2 separate regions of the Mus musculus genome follow, and region 1 is linked to region 2. The links are chromatin loops, found by intact Hi-C in ENCODE. Cell type or tissue: left cerebral cortex. All regions are shown on one strand.

Region 1 (8,000 bases), 230 kb before region 2:
CATCTGAAGGTGGAAAGCCAGAGGGTCAACATGCTGGCATGCAGTGGGTGTGGCGGGGGTAGGCAGGGCTGTGGATGAAGAGAAGGCCAAATACACCCTCCTCTTCTCCCTGGGCCCCTAGCATACTGGGGAGTCCCCAGGATGTGGGACAGTCCTGGCCAGAAGCTTATCAGAGAGGCAACCAAATGTATTGCTGAAGAACATGCTCTCTGAGGCTGGAGTGAGTTCTAATTCATCAATGCCATGTGGGTGAGTTACTTTCCACCCTCCCCTCTTGTTTTCATTATCTGTAAACTGGGAATATTAATTCTTGATAGTATTATCAAGAAGGTCGCTTTAACTTTTTTTTTTTTGAGATAATATCTCATGTAGGTTTCAAACTCCTGATCCTTCTGTCTCTCCCTCCATGGTACTAGGGTTACAGGCATGTGTGGGGGCACTCAGTTTCTAGAGTTAATTTTAAATATTGCTTAGAACAGTGCACATAGTAAGAGCTGTCTGCACAACTGTTAGTTCATGTCGAACACTGGCACGCCAGTGGTGATCAACACCAAATCCTGTAGTTCTTGGTCCCTAAATTTCTCTTCTCTCCATCCACACCTTCTCTCTTCCCTGTCTCCTTGCCTCCACTCCCCTTTGGTCTCTTGAGCTCACTCTTGAGTGCTGGGATTACAAGCGTGTGCCTTGTGCCTGGCCATGATCTTCTCTCTCCTCCCATCATGCCCTGCTTCCTCTCAGCCTCACCAGGTTCCAACAGCTGGAGTGGAAACAGTTCGGTTCAAGACCTTCCGTAGTCTCCCTCGCTTCTGGGATAATGGCTCTGGTTTGGCCAGCTCTCCTTGTGGGGTTCTCTAGAATCCCGCGACACACTTTGCAGTGGTCGTTCCCTCAATGGCCTGGTCATTATGTGATTGTATTTTTTCCCCCTTACTTTCTGGCAAATCTGGAGGAGAATAGAGAGGGCATTAGAGCCCCTGTAGCTGGAGTTATAGGCAACGTGGGTTCTTCTCATCGGCTGATCATGTAGATCTTTTACAAAATGTATTGGTCATATGGTTAGGAGGGACGTTATGGCTGTTAGAGTGTTCTGTGGGATGGGGCTTAGCCTGTGAGCTTAGGGTCTTCAGGAGCAAGGCCTGCCCATTGGCGGGATTGCATGGTTGAGGCTTACGAGCCCCATTAACTACGGAGGGTCTTGAACTGAACTGTTGCACTCCAGCCAGTGGAACACAGTGAGACTGAGAGGAAGCAGGGCATGGTGGGAAGGGAGAGAAGAGATTGTGGCCGGGCACAGGGCACAGGCTTGTAACCCCAGCATGTTGGGTGATGTGACCCAAGGGGATCAAGCTTGGGTCCTCTGCATGAGAAGTGTGTGCGCTTAACCACTGAGCCATCACTCCCACCCCACTGCTCCCTCTCTTGGATGCAGTTTAGAGATGATGAGGCACCTGGTGTTGTGCTCTGTGCTTTCCTGTGCGCCATCTCATTGAATTATCCCAATAGCACCACAAGAGAAGCATTGTCCCCGTTTTATGTGAAGAAACAAACTCAGAGAAGGCAAGTAACATTCCCAGAGTCGCACAGCTGAGAAAGGTACCAGGACTCAAACCCACGGTTTTCGTTTATGGCTGCATGGGAGAAGTTACCGGGGGATGAAGAATTCTGAGTCCAAAGGGGCCTGAGAAAGCAGACCCTTCAAGGAGACCCAACCCACTATAGCTGAGGCAGGCCAGCTCTCTGATTTCAGCAACACACACTCTAGAAGGCAGAAGGCCATCGATGAACAAATACATGGACCTGTGGTTGCTATGAAAGAGGACTTTCTATGGGAAAGGGAGAGGTACTCAGAGCCACCTCTGTGGGGAGGGGAGAAACTCTCTCCTCTTAGGCTTTGTTTCTGTTGCTTTCAGGCTGTGGGAATTTGGACACAACCCAATTCCTCGTGCTTGGTTTCCCTATCAGAAAAGCGGATGGGGAGGGTTACATAGAAGATTGCTCAGGTGTTAGGTGCAAAGGGTTCTGTGCCGTCACAAGGGAACAGTACAAGGTCCCCTTTCTATCCCTAAACACAGTGATGTGGGTTGCTGGGGCTCCCCACATTTATAAACTGTTGCAGCTGAGAGTAATCCTCAATTGTGCCCTGACCACCAGCGCCTGTGGACACAGTTCTGGAAAGCTATCAACCATTCCCCACGACTCCCCAAATCAGCGCAGACACAGAATGGCTCATTTGCTTGTAAATAAAACAGCGATTTCTGTGATTGGAACTAAATGACATGGCTCTCAGGGCCACAGTTCCTTCCCAGGCTCACAGAAGTCAGCTGGCAGCCCTTGAGGCAGGACGGGGGAAGGGACCGGCTTCTCAGAGGACAGCAGGTCAGAGGCTCTGGGCGGGGGGTGTGCACTTTGTGCTCTGGGTGCAGGAGAAGGAAGTGAGCATCTTTGGGAGGGACCTAGGGGCAGGACCGTGGAGGGCAAACCCAGGGCATCAGTGTTTGGGGTTGGGACCAGCTGTTGGGGGAACCCTGGGCAGACAATGGCCTCATTAAGGAGAGGGTGCAGGCAGGCAGGAGCTGGGCATGGCTACAGCAAGAGGAGAATGTGAGGAACTGAACCTCTTCTTGCTAGGCCAGCCAATGGAGCAATTGTCCTCTGGTGGGAGGGAGCCGGAGGTCTGAGCCTGGGAATGGCTGGACAGTTGCCCTTGGGGGCAACTGAGGTAGTCCCGGCCCTTTTACCCGGCTTACAATAACTCCTCCACTGGTTGCTGAGAACTTGGGCCTCAGAAGGGATTTCTAGGCTTGAAAGTCCAGGGTGTGGCTTCTCTTACAAGGCTCTTTGAAAAGGGATTCTCAATTCTTAATTGCCCCCTTCTGGGGAGCCATTCAGTTTAGGGTTGTCTCTGGCCTGGCTCACCAGGCTTCTGTAGCTCTCCTGTGTATCCCCACCCTGCTCCTCTGTGCACAGTGGGTCTGCTCGGTGGGTTTCAAGAGCTCCACCTGCTCTTGAGTTGAACTGACAGTGCTTCTCTGCCGGGTGAGCAGCTTGCTCCACCCGAGCTCCATCCATCAGCACGGCTGGTCCTCCACTTAAGCTGAGCGGGAGACTTCCTGTACAACACGGTGACCAGACGTTTCTGGACTCAAATGCTGACAGAGCTCCCACTGAGATGTACCCAGAGCCCAATGACAGAGGTGGCATGGTAGAGCTCAATAGAGAAGACAGGGGCAAGGAAGTTAGGGCTGGCACTGAGCCCCAAAGTTCCACCCAGCTGTGGATACTGCCTCGGGGGACCCTTTACTAGAATACCTGATGGTTCTGGAAGCTCTAACAGGTCAAACCTCTGTTGTGATGGGTCTGTGTTGGTTCTGATCGACAGATCTACAGATCTGCTGGAATTGGTCTGTCTGCATTGTAGCGAATCCTGGTTCTTACTCCTGGCTTTGGTTTTTGCTTCATTCTGAGAGAGGAGGTGGGCAGCTAAAGTCTGAGGATTAGCTTCCTGCAGCTGGGAACTGTTGCTGGTTTCCTGGCTCGCCAACATGGCTGATGCTGGCACCTATCACAGTAGAAGGGAGAGAGTCTTAAACGACACAGTAAAGCAGTTGCTGCACATAGAAATTGATCAGAACATACGTTTCCATACCTAGGTCACCTGCAGAGATCCCAGTTTGGTGTCTGTCACCAGGTGTTTGGATGTAGTAGACCTTGGACGGGGGGGGGTGGGGCATTGGTCTTGAAGGTGTTTTTGTGTGTATGTGTGTGGCAATGAAGGTCAACCCAGGGCCCTCTATAGGCCAATGCTCCATTACTGAGCTTTACAGTTCATGACTACCCTACAAAGGCTGTGACTGGTGCTCCACTCTATACTTCCCCTTCTGGCAGTTAGAGCTTCTCTTCCCATCTCCTGCTCACGGGGCTCCTTTGGGATAAAATAAGAATCCTCCTTTCTGGAAGGTCCACACAACCTGGCCCTCTCTCCTCTGCCCCTATCTCTTGTCTTTGGTGGTCTAGTTTTTCACAGCCCTCTTGTTGGCCCAGCCCCCAGCTCAGCACTCTGACAGATGGCAGGGTCAGGGGACAGCGTGTGTCCTACATTAAGTGCTCCATCATCCAAGTGTCTAGGCACACAGTGGGGGTGTTATCACCGCCTCCTGTGCATAAGATGGGAAGACGGAGGTGAATCGGTCGCACAGTAGGGAGGTTCCGGATGGATGCCCCTCTACCATCCGTCTCTGTGGCTCTCTCAGTGGCTTCTCATACTCACCCTTCACTGGGCCTGGCCAGCTTTATATGAACAGCATCACTGATGAGGACATTATAGGGGGTCCTGCTTCAGGAGAGAGTTCCATGCGACAGCTACTAGGATCCTGGTGAAGATAGCTCATCTTAATTAAGGATCTGGTAGATACTGATATTGTCCTGTTCCATCTTGACAGCACCAGGAGGTTTATGTGAACGGTCCTTATTTGGAGATGAGGGCATTGAGGTTAAAGGTTAGCTTCCTCCGGTTCACCCAGGCAGTGCGTGATGGAGAGGCCCAGAACAAAGCTCTGATTCTTTCTGCTCTGACACTCTGTCCTTTTCTACCACCCCATGAATCCAGTGGGCCAAAGTCAGGAAAGCTAAAAGGGCTGGAGTGGTCCCTCTGCAGTCCACCACGGAGGGCTGTTAAGTCAGATCAGGGGCCGCTGGGTCGAGTTGTGTTGACCTCGCTAAGCAGTGAGGCAATTGGGGTCAGGAATAGGTGCATTCTTTCCTCTTAGCACATCACCCAGCCTCCAGCTTCCTGGAATTGTTGTCAGATTCCAAACTACTTGGCCGTGAGTTCTTTCCCCCTCCCCCAGATCCCGCACACAGCAACGAAGCACCCATCCACTTCCAGACCACACCCTCTCACACCCTTTGCTGAAGAATATCTAGTTGACAGGAGAATAGGAGGCCAGCTGGGCTTCCATGCCCCAAGAGCGAGCATAAGCCCAGCTACTTTCTGTGCAATCTTGGGGTTCTGTGTCTCCTCTCCCAGGCTTGGTTTTCCAGCCTGTGGAGGCAAAGGTAAAACCATCCTGGTAAGAGGATTGGGTGATGTCATGTCTGTCTTAGGAGACAGTTGATCACTATAATTGATTAGTTGGAGGTCAAGGTTGACAGAGTGTCTGAGTGGAATCTCTGTAGTCAAGAAAACATCTCCTCCTGCCACTCCAAGTCATGGCCACTAGCTACTTGTACCTGGGGCTACTGAGAAATGGAGTTTCAATGTAATCATGCTTTAGGGAGGTAAGAATCATATAGCACAGAATAACCATCTATTAAAAATGTTTTTAACCTTTATTTTGTGAGAATGGGCATTTTGCCTACATGTGCACCCATCTGCCATGTATGCATTGGATCCCTTGGGGCTGGAGTTACAGACAGTTGTGAGCCACTGTGTGGGTACCAGGGATTGAATTCAGGTTCCTGGAAGAGCGACCAGTGCTTTTAACCCCCAAGCCAACTTCCCAGCTCCCTTACCATCTTAAAATGAGCAACCCAGTAGTGTTTAGTGCACTGACAGGAGCCACCACTTCTCTGTAGTTACAAACTATTGGTCATCTCCAAAAGAAACCCTGTTCATGAACGCAGGCCTTTCCCCTCCTTTCCCTGCCAGATCTGGCAGCTAATACAGCACAGCCTGGGTCTACGACTTTGCCTGCTTTAAATGCTTCTTAGGAATGTCCGTCTTCACACACAGAATGTGACTGGCACAGCCAGCTTCTTTCCCTTAACTTGACGTTGTAGAGTTTCTCCATGCTATAGCAAGGGCCAGTCCTCTGTTCTTTTTCAGTGATGGCTGACGGCCACGGCACTGCACAGTGGCCATGATGATGTGCTTTGGGAACGTGAGAGAGCAGGGCATCCTTGTGCTGCTCCCCGAGTGATGCAGTGGGACAGAAGGACCTAGAGAGTGGGAAGGATGAAAACGCTGCCTGGGGTCCCTCCAAAGACCTCAAAAAAGTCCAAAGCTTTGCCTGACGACAGGCAGGGCTATCACGTTTGGAAGTCTCATTGAGGCCCAGTACTGGGCTGGGCATGAAGTAACTATTTAATACTAACAGAGCTATTTAAAATATATTTAATTATGTATACTTTTGTATACTGTACTATACAAAAGCTATATATGAATTTATATGAAAAAAACTTTTTGAGACAAGGTTTTCCAGTGTAGCCCAGGCTGGACTCAAACTCATAGCCCTCCTTTCCAGGGGCTGGGACTATAGGTGCGTACCAAAACATTCAGCATCACAGAGTTTTGCAAGTAGAGTCTCAGGGTGCTGAAAGAAGACATTGGCTCACTTAGCTGGTACATGGCAGGCCTATGAACCTGAGTCTGTCTCTTGCGGAGGCCAGTGATCTTCACCAGAGCTGTCCCGTACAAGAGAAGCCAATTAGGGACTCAGTCCCCTTCCCCCAAGCTTAAGGGTTTCCCAGCTCCATTCACTGCTAGTCTTTCTGTACTCTAATGGGATCTGGGCTTCTTGGAGAGATAGGGGGGGGGGTGGCTCATAGACTAGGGAGTAGACTCTATCTCTTTCCCATTGTTTATCAGCGAGTTAACCTGGCTGTGCCCTCGGAGGTCCCCACTATTAATTGATCTGGGAAGGGGGATCTGTTAATTGCTGACCCAGAATAAACAGGCCTAGGAGAAATGGGGCTGATAGCAGACTGAGCTCCTCAGCTGTACCGCCCTTTGCCCTCTGGGAAAGGGTGGTGGGAAGGGGTGATAGACAGCAAGTGGGAGGTGTGCTCCTGGGAATGGCTTTGGAGTGGGGGATGGAAAATGGCTTCCTGGGGCCCCAGAGTCACTGGGTATGTCCTTCTGGGAATAAAAACTGGCTGGGCTCCCATGTTGCCATGCCCTGTCAACAGGGTTGGGATGACAGTCAGCAAGACTCTGATACTCATCTCTTTTATCGTTCCCTTTCTCCTTCTTTTCTTTCTTCCTTTCCTGAAAATCTTTGTATCTTTTTTGCCTCTTCTTCCCTTTGAGCAATCTATCCATGTTTCTTTCTCCTCCCTCTCAGGAAGTCAATGTATTCTTTTTGTATTCAATGTATCCATCTAAAAGCCTATGTTTTCCTTGTAACCCTTCCTTGTCTTCATTAGTCACCATTATCTCCATCCATCTTTATCTTCCCTTCCCCTGCAGAGTGACCACACATTTCTGGGGAAGAGAATGACTGGGGTCCTCCAAACATCCTGGCCATGGGGTTCTAAGTCTGGGTCCTACACAGTCCTGACTGAGTTAACAGGCTGACCTCAGGCATGCTTGCTGTTCACTTGCTCAAGGTTAGGTAGTCTCACTGTCCCTGGGGGAAGAATAAAACCTTATTCCTTCAGAGTAGAAGAGAATTATTATCCAAACAATATTATTACAGGATGCTGTTAGTCCTAGTAACCGCCCACCATGAGTGACCTCAGAACGTCCTGGGTAAAGAATGTGCAGCCATCTTTGCTTGGCCTCTCAGCCTGGGTGAGTCTGTGACTCAGGCCCTTTTGTCTCCCAAGCCAAGACTAGATTTGGGGAGGGGCCCAGGGAGTAGAGCACACTTCAACACCAGGCCCTTGGTCAGAGTTGGGTGTCTGATTTCCCCTTAGTTACTACTGAGCACACACTTCTAACATGTCAGGAGTACTCATATGGGAGGAGATTTGCTCTAGTCTCCAGTGATTTACCCAACCCTCCAGTTATTGGGTAAATAACACAAAAAACAAGTCAGTCCAAAAAGTCCTCTTTTGAGGCTTCAGGGAACAGCTGGATTCCTGGTCCCTCTCTTTGTTTTCCCCAAGAAGGAACAGCAGTAGCAAGAATGACGGGTAATGATGATGGAGCCCTCGTTAAGTGACAGACCCAGTCCTGGGTGCCCACCCAGGAAGGAATGCAGGAGGCTGCCGAGGGACAAAGCCTTTGGGGACCTTAATCTCCCACTTCTGCACCACCCCCAACTCTTAGGTGGATCTGG
Region 2 (8,000 bases):
ATGACCCCCTCAAGGTCATGCAGACTTCAGACCCCGTGCTGGGATTCCAATTCAAGTTCTGACGCCTGGTCCTGCATCTCCTCTCCTGCTCTTCCTCTTCCTTACTCGTCAGGCCTCATAGCCTCAGGCCCTTATTCATCTCTTCTGCTTCTCCCAGCTGCAGCCATCTAGACCTCTTTCTCCTCATACAAGGCCTTCATATTCACTAGTCTCTCCATCTGCAACACACTCTTGGGTCTGTCTGTCAGCGGGATGGCACGTCTCATGCATCCCATCCAGGACACCCCTTAAAGAGGATAGTCCATCCATACATCCAAGTTGCCCGCTGTCCAGTCAGCCAACCCCATGGACTTCTTAGGGTTTAATGCCCTCTGAAGTTGTGGATTTTGCCCTGTGTTATTCCTTGGGCAGGTCAGTTGAGGGTAGGGAACGTCCATCCATGGTGGCTCCATTTTCTTTCTGCAGGTGTGACTGAAAGGGAGAGGCAGGAGAGAAGAGGGCCCATGGATGGCCTTTTGTCCATTGGCCTCTAAGGTCTTCTCACATACCCATGTGCTTTCCTGTTACTCTTGGTTTCCCATTTTGATGCCTCTTATTTCTGTCTGTCTGTCTGTCTGTCTGTCTGTCTGTCTATCTATCTATCTATCTATCTATCATCCATCCATGTATGTATGTATGTATGTATGTATGTATGTATGTATGTATGTATCTGCCCATCTGTCTGTTTATCTACCTATCATCCATCCATGTATATATGTATGCATGTATCCATCCATCCATGTATGTATGTATTATATATGTATGTATCTGTCTGTTGATCTATCATCCATCTATGTATGAATATGGGTTTATTTATCATCCAACCATCCATCCATCATCCATCCATCCATGGATACATATATGTATATATGTATGTATGTATCTATCATCCATCCATGTATGTATGTATGTATGTATCTGCCCATCTGTCTATCTACCTATCATCCATCCATGTATATATGTATGCATGTATCCATCCATGTATGTATGTATTATATATGTATGTATCTGTCTGTTTATCTATCATCCATCTATGTATGAATATGGGTTTATTTATCATCCATCCATCATCCATTCATCCATGGATACATGTATGTATGTATGTATGTATGTATGTATGTATGTATCTATCTATCTATCTATCTATCTATCTATCTATCTACCTGTCTATCTACCTGTCTATCCAGGACCAGTCATGAACTCCTATCAGAGCTGAGGCTTGGTCCAGTGTAGTAGGAGTTACACAGCAAAATATCAGTGCAGTGGGTAAGAAAAGGCTCACATTTGGTTCCCTGGGTTTGATGTGGTTTTAGTGCCTGAGCCTGTTGGTGGAGTTTGTTGTTAATTCTTGTAATTAGCTTGTATCCTACAGACATTGCTCTTGGCCATTTAGAAAGGGGTTTAATTGGTCATCCAGGCCTGGACCCTCTTCTGTTCTCCGACTTTATTACTTCCTTCACCACGTTCAGAACCTGGAAAGGTAGATTAGCATCTTGGGATTATAAACAGCCCGTTCTCACTCACCCACACTTGGACAGGCTCCAGGAGGCAGACTCCGGCTCGACAATTTGAATTTAGAGACCTGCTCTTATACAGAGAAGGCAGACCCAGACTTGGTGCCTGTGACCCGCTGGTAGGAGGGGCAGGCTACACACTTGCAGAGGTGAGTCTGTGGCCATGACAGGAGTGGGTAATAGGCATCATTGCTAAGCTGATGCCATTTCAATGAGGGGCTGTGAGGTGTCAGGGGGAGTCCTCAACCCTCTCATTAGACCTCCCATTGTGGCACTGTGTTTCCTTCCTGGTTCTGGAAAAATCAGCAGAGCTGGATGATCACAAACTGCCTACAGTGCTGATATTCTAGGCCTTTCTCTGAGAGTGTGTGTGTGTGTGAGAAATTACCAGAGGAAAAGAGGTTCTTGTCCACTGAGCAGGAGCCTACTGGCCTCAGATGCTGAGCTGGGCACATGGCCCTAGAGGGAGAGGGTTAAACACACACAGCCAGAGAGCCTGGAGCAGGGGTGCCCATATGCTCTCACTTACCACAGACAGCTAGCACCTCACTCCTTCCCTACGCTCTGGTCCAGAAAGCTTTGTCCCTCAGAATGGCTGTCCCTTCCCATGGAGCCTGATGCTGAAGGAATGGCTCAGTTGGGGACCAGATTGGTTGGTTTAGTTCAGACTGCTCCTGGCTCCCGGCTCCTTGTTAGGCAGCTCAGGGGTGAAAGCTGACCTTCATGTAAGTAATGGGCAGTGGACCTGTGTCACAGACTGGCCCTACAGGACAGTGTAAATCTGTTATTACATCATCCAATGTCCACCTAGGGCTGCGTATTTGCTGAGACCAACAGCAACGGCAAGAAAAACATCAGCAGCTACTGGCTGGACTCCGAGCACAGCGACACACTTATGCACATGGTGCCTACAAGGGGCATGAAAAGAATCCTTTTATTTCCTGGCTGTGGAGGCTGGGTAGCCAGCTTTGAAATATGAGACACATACCTTAAGGCTGAGTTACCAGAATGGACAGGCATCTTTATGTTGGGAAGATAGTAACTCACTGGACAAGACAAGAGGCTGTATTTTCACAATGAAAACTTGGAAAACGTGACCTGGCACATGGTCTGGTGCCTGAGCAAACCTTGCAGGACCAGGAGCAGCTGTCAGTTCTGTTCTCAGCACGGCCACCTGCTTCTTGGTAACCCTGGGTCCCACATTTCCTGTTTATCACGCTGCTATCCGGTTATGCAGCCCCCTGCCCCAAAGGTTCATCACTCTGACCTATCTCCCCCCACCCCCAGAGTAGCCCATGCTTCTAATTTGTAACTTCATATCTATAACCAAACTGACCATTTTCAGACTAAAGCATCCTGTCCTTATTTATTTTGGTAGATATTTTAGTAGTTGGTTGGTATAATTCGCACTAAGATGTGAATGACTGACAGCCACCTGCGCTGACAGATGTCTTTCTTTTTAAAGATGCTAGTTGATGTCTTACTCACAGGATCCCAGCTGCCTGGCAATCCGGGCTCTGTGGGGCCAGGCCCAAGAAGCTAGATAGAGAGACGGCACCCTCCTCAAGATGCTGTTTTCCTCTGGGAGAGGTTTTGTCTGATCCACCTGGTCTCTGACCAGAGCCCAGTGGATATGGAGAGCCCTTCCAGTACCTCTCCTGTTGGCAACACCTCACCTTTCAGAACCCCCTCTTCAGTGAGAAACCATTTTAATAAGGCTGTAATTTTGTTACAGAAGTTTGTAATTAAATATCCTTAAAAGAAATGAGGTTGTGGGTCCCTATCTCCCAATTTATCATAGACTTAATGCCCCAAGTTACACACTGTTTAATTAAGAATGTATCCCCGTTGTAACTGCACGCAGCTTCCTAGCCTTAGAGATAGGCAGTGCTCAGAATCTATCATGAAGGGTGCTCTCTGTTCTTGTTGTCCTGTTTACCAAGAAATCCAAAGTGAAGGCAGCTTTCCTAGTTGGAAACAGTAGGCTCTCCCTCACCCAACCCTGCGGGGCTTCTTTCTCCCCCAGTAAACCCACCCTTTTTTGCAATCCTCCTTAGACGCTGAAGCACAGTATCAGCTTCTTAATTGAAGGAGCCAACATGCTCCCCCTGCTGGTTGAGGACAGCCAATACACCTGTGTGCTGGAAAATCACAGCCCCATCTTTGGGTTCCTGGGAAGCCATGGTAAGAAGAGCACCTACTATGTGCTAGGAGACCATGGTAAGTGTACCTACTATGTGCTAGGCGCAGTGCTAAGGGATATAAAAGGACCAGAACCATGTTCCAAAAGAACTCAAATCTGATAGGAGAGACAAGATGTACATAAACATATGTAGTGGGCTAATGTCTGTTGACTACATCACAGAAGAGGGAAGAGTACTTCTTCCACACAGATGAGAGTCCATAAGGAGGCTAGCATCCGACTTGCATCTTGGAGAAGCAGCTAGGTTTTGGAAGGTTACCAGGGAGAGGACGGCCAGGATAGGATGATGCTGGGGACCAGGGACCTGAAGAAGCCTGCGCACTGGTGAGAGAAGAGCTTTGTCTGTGATGGGAGTAAGTGCTGAATCGGAACCCAGAACACACATTTTCACAGTCTAGCTCTTACCAAGAATCCCAGGCCGAGGGAGGGAAATGCAGATATGTCAGGGAAATGGAGGAAGGAGCTTGTGTTGCCACAAGAAATTCAATCCCACTTACCGAGGAAGCGAAATGGTCTGGTTAATTTAATTTCCTAATTAGATGGAAGTTCTGTAGAAAGCTTGCTTTGTTAGAAATGTGGATTTTTTTTTTAAAAAAAAGCTTCCTAGAATATGTTATGCCTCTGTCCTGCTTTAGCAAGCAAGCAGAGGCAACCCGTTCAGCCACTGATAACCCTGGACCTTGCCGTGTCTCACCGTGTAGCTGTGGAGAACAGAGCATTCAGGCCATAATCCAGAGGCGTGGCAGCTCTCACACTTGCCACCAGTAGTGAATTTACCTGCTGCAGATTTCTTTATCACCACCTACAATAGTTAGGTTTCTTTATTAGCATGGATAACAGCATTCTGGTCAAGCTGGGATCCTGACTTCCTGTGCCCCAGGTAATCGAGGCTTTTCAAGTTCTTTAGAGAAACCCTCCAGAGCCCCAGAAAGTGCTGCCCACACCCAGAACTCCGCTAGGCAAAAAGACTTCTCCAGAAACCTGCAGATATCTGGAGCTTGTTTGCAAAGGAGCAGGCAGGGCATTCTGCTGACACTGGCTGGTTCATGCACATGTCCCCACTGGGATGCCCCTCCCTGCAAATCATGAGAAAGCAGCAGAGCTGGTCTGGGTTGGGTGTCACCTTGGATGTTGAGGCTAACCTCCTGGATGGTCAGTAATTCCTGCTTTGAGAGTCATGTCCTGTGTAGACGTCTCCTATATTTTAACAGGAATGCTCTATGACTATTGCACACACCAGGCATGATGGGACCTGTTCTTAGGTTTTTATGGAGAGTTCACACCTTGCATATTTGGGACTCTGCCTTACAGATCTCCTGGTCTGAAGGAAGCCTGCTACCACCTTGTGAGCATCACAAGAGACAAGGGACAAGGACCTGGGGCCACCAGCCATGTAAGTGAGCCTCAAAGCTGAATCCCCAGTCTTTCAGGTGACAGTGGCTCCGTGATATCTTGAGTACCACTTCAAGGGAATCAGAACTGGAGCCACATGGCCCAGCTGTCCCCAGAATCCTGACCCCAGAACCTGGGGGAAATAGAAATGGGAAGTGGATAAATGGGAGGAAATGAGATGTGCTGCTGTAGATAGCCAGTGCCCTCAGGGAGTCCTCATTAGGGTGAGGGATCCATAAGTACTGTCACCCTAACTCAAAGGCTAGGCTACTCTTGCATTCCAAGATTTTAAATCCAGACGTGACCATGACACTTAGCCGGCTCACTTTCCTCACTTACAAACAGGAAAGGCGGGACCAAAAGGGAATGGCCTTGTGCGTAGACATGTTGAGACAAGGCTCAGCTTTCTCCTGATTTGGGGTTCAGCTTTGCCTCCCTATTTTCTATTCCCAGCCCTCACAAAGCTCCCCAGTTTACTACTGCTTCATTTACTAAATGACTGGAGAGTTCCTACTATGTACTAGGAGTTATGCTAGGTCCAGAGCAATAAAGAGGCTCTGAATATACTTGGAAACTATGGGAAAAAAATCTTTCATTGAAATAACACATACAAGAGATAGGGCTTGATCAATAAATGAATCAGGAGATGCATTTCAGTGTCTGCTCTGCTACTGAAATCCCGGATTCCTTGGTCATTTTTTTTTAAATGAAACTTTCAAGCCAGTATTCAGTCAGAAGACACAAGATTAAGGCACAAGATTAAGGGCTAGAGAGATGGCTCAGTGGGTGAAGGCACTTACTACCAAGCCTGGTGACATGAGTTCAATCCTTGGGACCCGCATGGTGAAGGAAAGGACCGACTCCCACAAGCTGTCATCTGACTCTCCATGATATGCACTGCGACACATTCAGGCAAACATACCCACAAATAAATAGATATAATAAAAAAATTAAAAATAGAATCGGGGCTATGGAGATGACTCACTGGGTAAAATGTATGCTGGACAGACACAAAGAGCTGAGTCCAGAAGACCCATGTCACCTCTGTACCCTAGCAGGGTTGTAACGGTAGCAGGAGAGGGATTTGGAGCTGAAACCGTAAGTTCCGGGTTCAGTGAGAAAACTTGCTCCAAAATCAGGAGACAAGCAATAGAGGAAGATGCTCAATATTGATCTCTGGCCTCAATAGGCAGAGATATGTACCCATATGCACACACACATGCACACATGGACACCCATGCACGCGCACACACACTCGGGGAGACAGGGAAGAGGGATAATAGTGTTATCTTGGAGAGCAAATGTTAAGGTATTGTACAGGGAAATTGATCTCTTTGAAAATTAACCACGCTCTGTGTTCTCCTTTAACGTATATGAAACACTTTACATCCAACCATCAGGGTTCCCTGATACGTTAGAAGCTCATCTGTGAGTGATCGTGACTCCATAGGCTAAGCACTCTTAACGTGACCTAACCTGCCATTTTAGATGGGAAAATGGGCACGAGGAAGGGCAGTGGCTTGCCCTTCCTCAAAGCGAGTTGCAGTAAGTGAGACCTGGTCCTGGCCCCCCCACAGCAGAGCGCTGGCTTACAGGAAGTACACACACATGAGGAAACACAGTGCTTCAGATAGTCCCATGCTGGTATTCATTTTCTTTTAATATCTCTCAGGGACAGACAGAGTGGCTCAGACAACATCTCTGTCTCTAGAGCCAGGCTAACAGGCATCAAAGCATACCTCCTAGGATGGGGCAATTAGAGTAAGGGCCTGGCAGAGCCAGCAGAGTGGAAGAGTCAGGCTATGTAGCAGAGCCCCCCAAACATCTGAATTCACAGTGGCTTTGGTTGGTCCTGAGGGCTCAGGTGGCTCTTCTGCCACATGGTGACAGTTTAGATGTGAATTGGCCTTGGGTTACCATGTTACCAATTAGTTTATCAATGTGTGGAGGAGCTGGGCCTTAGTGCTGGCCACTGGTTTCAGACATGTCTTGCCACGTACTAGTGCGCACCTTGGGCCAGCAGCCAGCCTCTTTTCCTGACCTATGGAATGGGGACCCTGATGGCCTTTCACACCACAGGCTTCCTGTGAGGACTGAACAAGTGAATTTTGCAAGCATCCAAACCAGAAGACAGCAGTGTAGTAAGTTCTGTATAAATATATGCCAATTAAGGACAAAAAAATTATATTCCTCCAGGTTTGGGTTTTGTTTACACTTAAAAAATGATTAGATTTTAGTTAGACACAGCAGCACACATTTCTAATCTCAGTACCTGGGAGACAAAGGCAGGAGGATGGTTCCAAGTTCAAGGCTAGCCTGGCCTACAGATTATCAGGCCAGCCAGAGCTACAGCGTAAGATCCTGTCTCAAAAAAAGTTAAATCTTAAAAATCAGCTCTATTGAAAAATAAGCTTTCCACAGTCGTATGTACCACCTAGTGTGAGTATGTGCTTAGCCGTGGTCATACAGTGGGTAGTTCTATGCATGAAGGGCAAGGGTACATTAGGATGGGTGACTTGTGGCAGATACACATGTTTTGTTTTGTTTTGTTTTTTTAGGAATTTCTCAATCAGGATGCAGAAGATCCAATCACCCCACAAAGCTTAAACGCCCTCATCCCAGGCAGCATCCTTTATTTCTAGCCCCAGCTCAGGTGACCATGATCTTTGTCACCAAAGGTAGGGAGGGCACAGCTCTATCAGTGAGCAGCTGTCAGGCTGCCAATGTATAGGTAAACGTGTATTATATAATCTGACTTCTGTATCCCATAGATTCTTCCATCTCTGTCAGACACACCAGGAAAGATTATACATTGCAGATTAAAAACAAATGCAGGAAAATTATTAAGCAAA

Evidence for each region. A loop is a pair of places that touch in the nucleus more often than their neighbours do. Peaks named below come from ENCODE experiments on the same cell type or tissue, not always from the same donor. Only the 100,000 strongest peaks of a DNase experiment are listed, where the experiment ranks them.
Region 1: a loop joins it to region 2, with 2.8 times the contacts of the local background. A loop is called at or near these places in 3 of 42 quality-filtered maps.

What each region holds. Positions count from the first base shown.
Region 1 is chr19:42,207,296-42,215,295 of GRCm38, forward strand. No RefSeq gene overlaps it. Among named protein-coding and RNA genes, the nearest start is that of Sfrp5, 9.0 kb to the left of the region's middle. In left cerebral cortex, no CTCF peak of the experiment used is centred here; a DNase peak (open chromatin) is centred at 3,483.
Region 2 is chr19:42,440,439-42,448,438 of GRCm38, forward strand. It overlaps Gm41849 (a long non-coding RNA gene), which reads left to right and starts at 3,619. Exons shown (of 3, transcript XR_877862.1): 1 at 3,619-3,773; 2 at 5,068-5,149; 3 at 7,707-7,938. In left cerebral cortex, a CTCF peak has its summit at 3,669 (motif pointing left); DNase peaks (open chromatin) are centred at 3,069 and 3,666.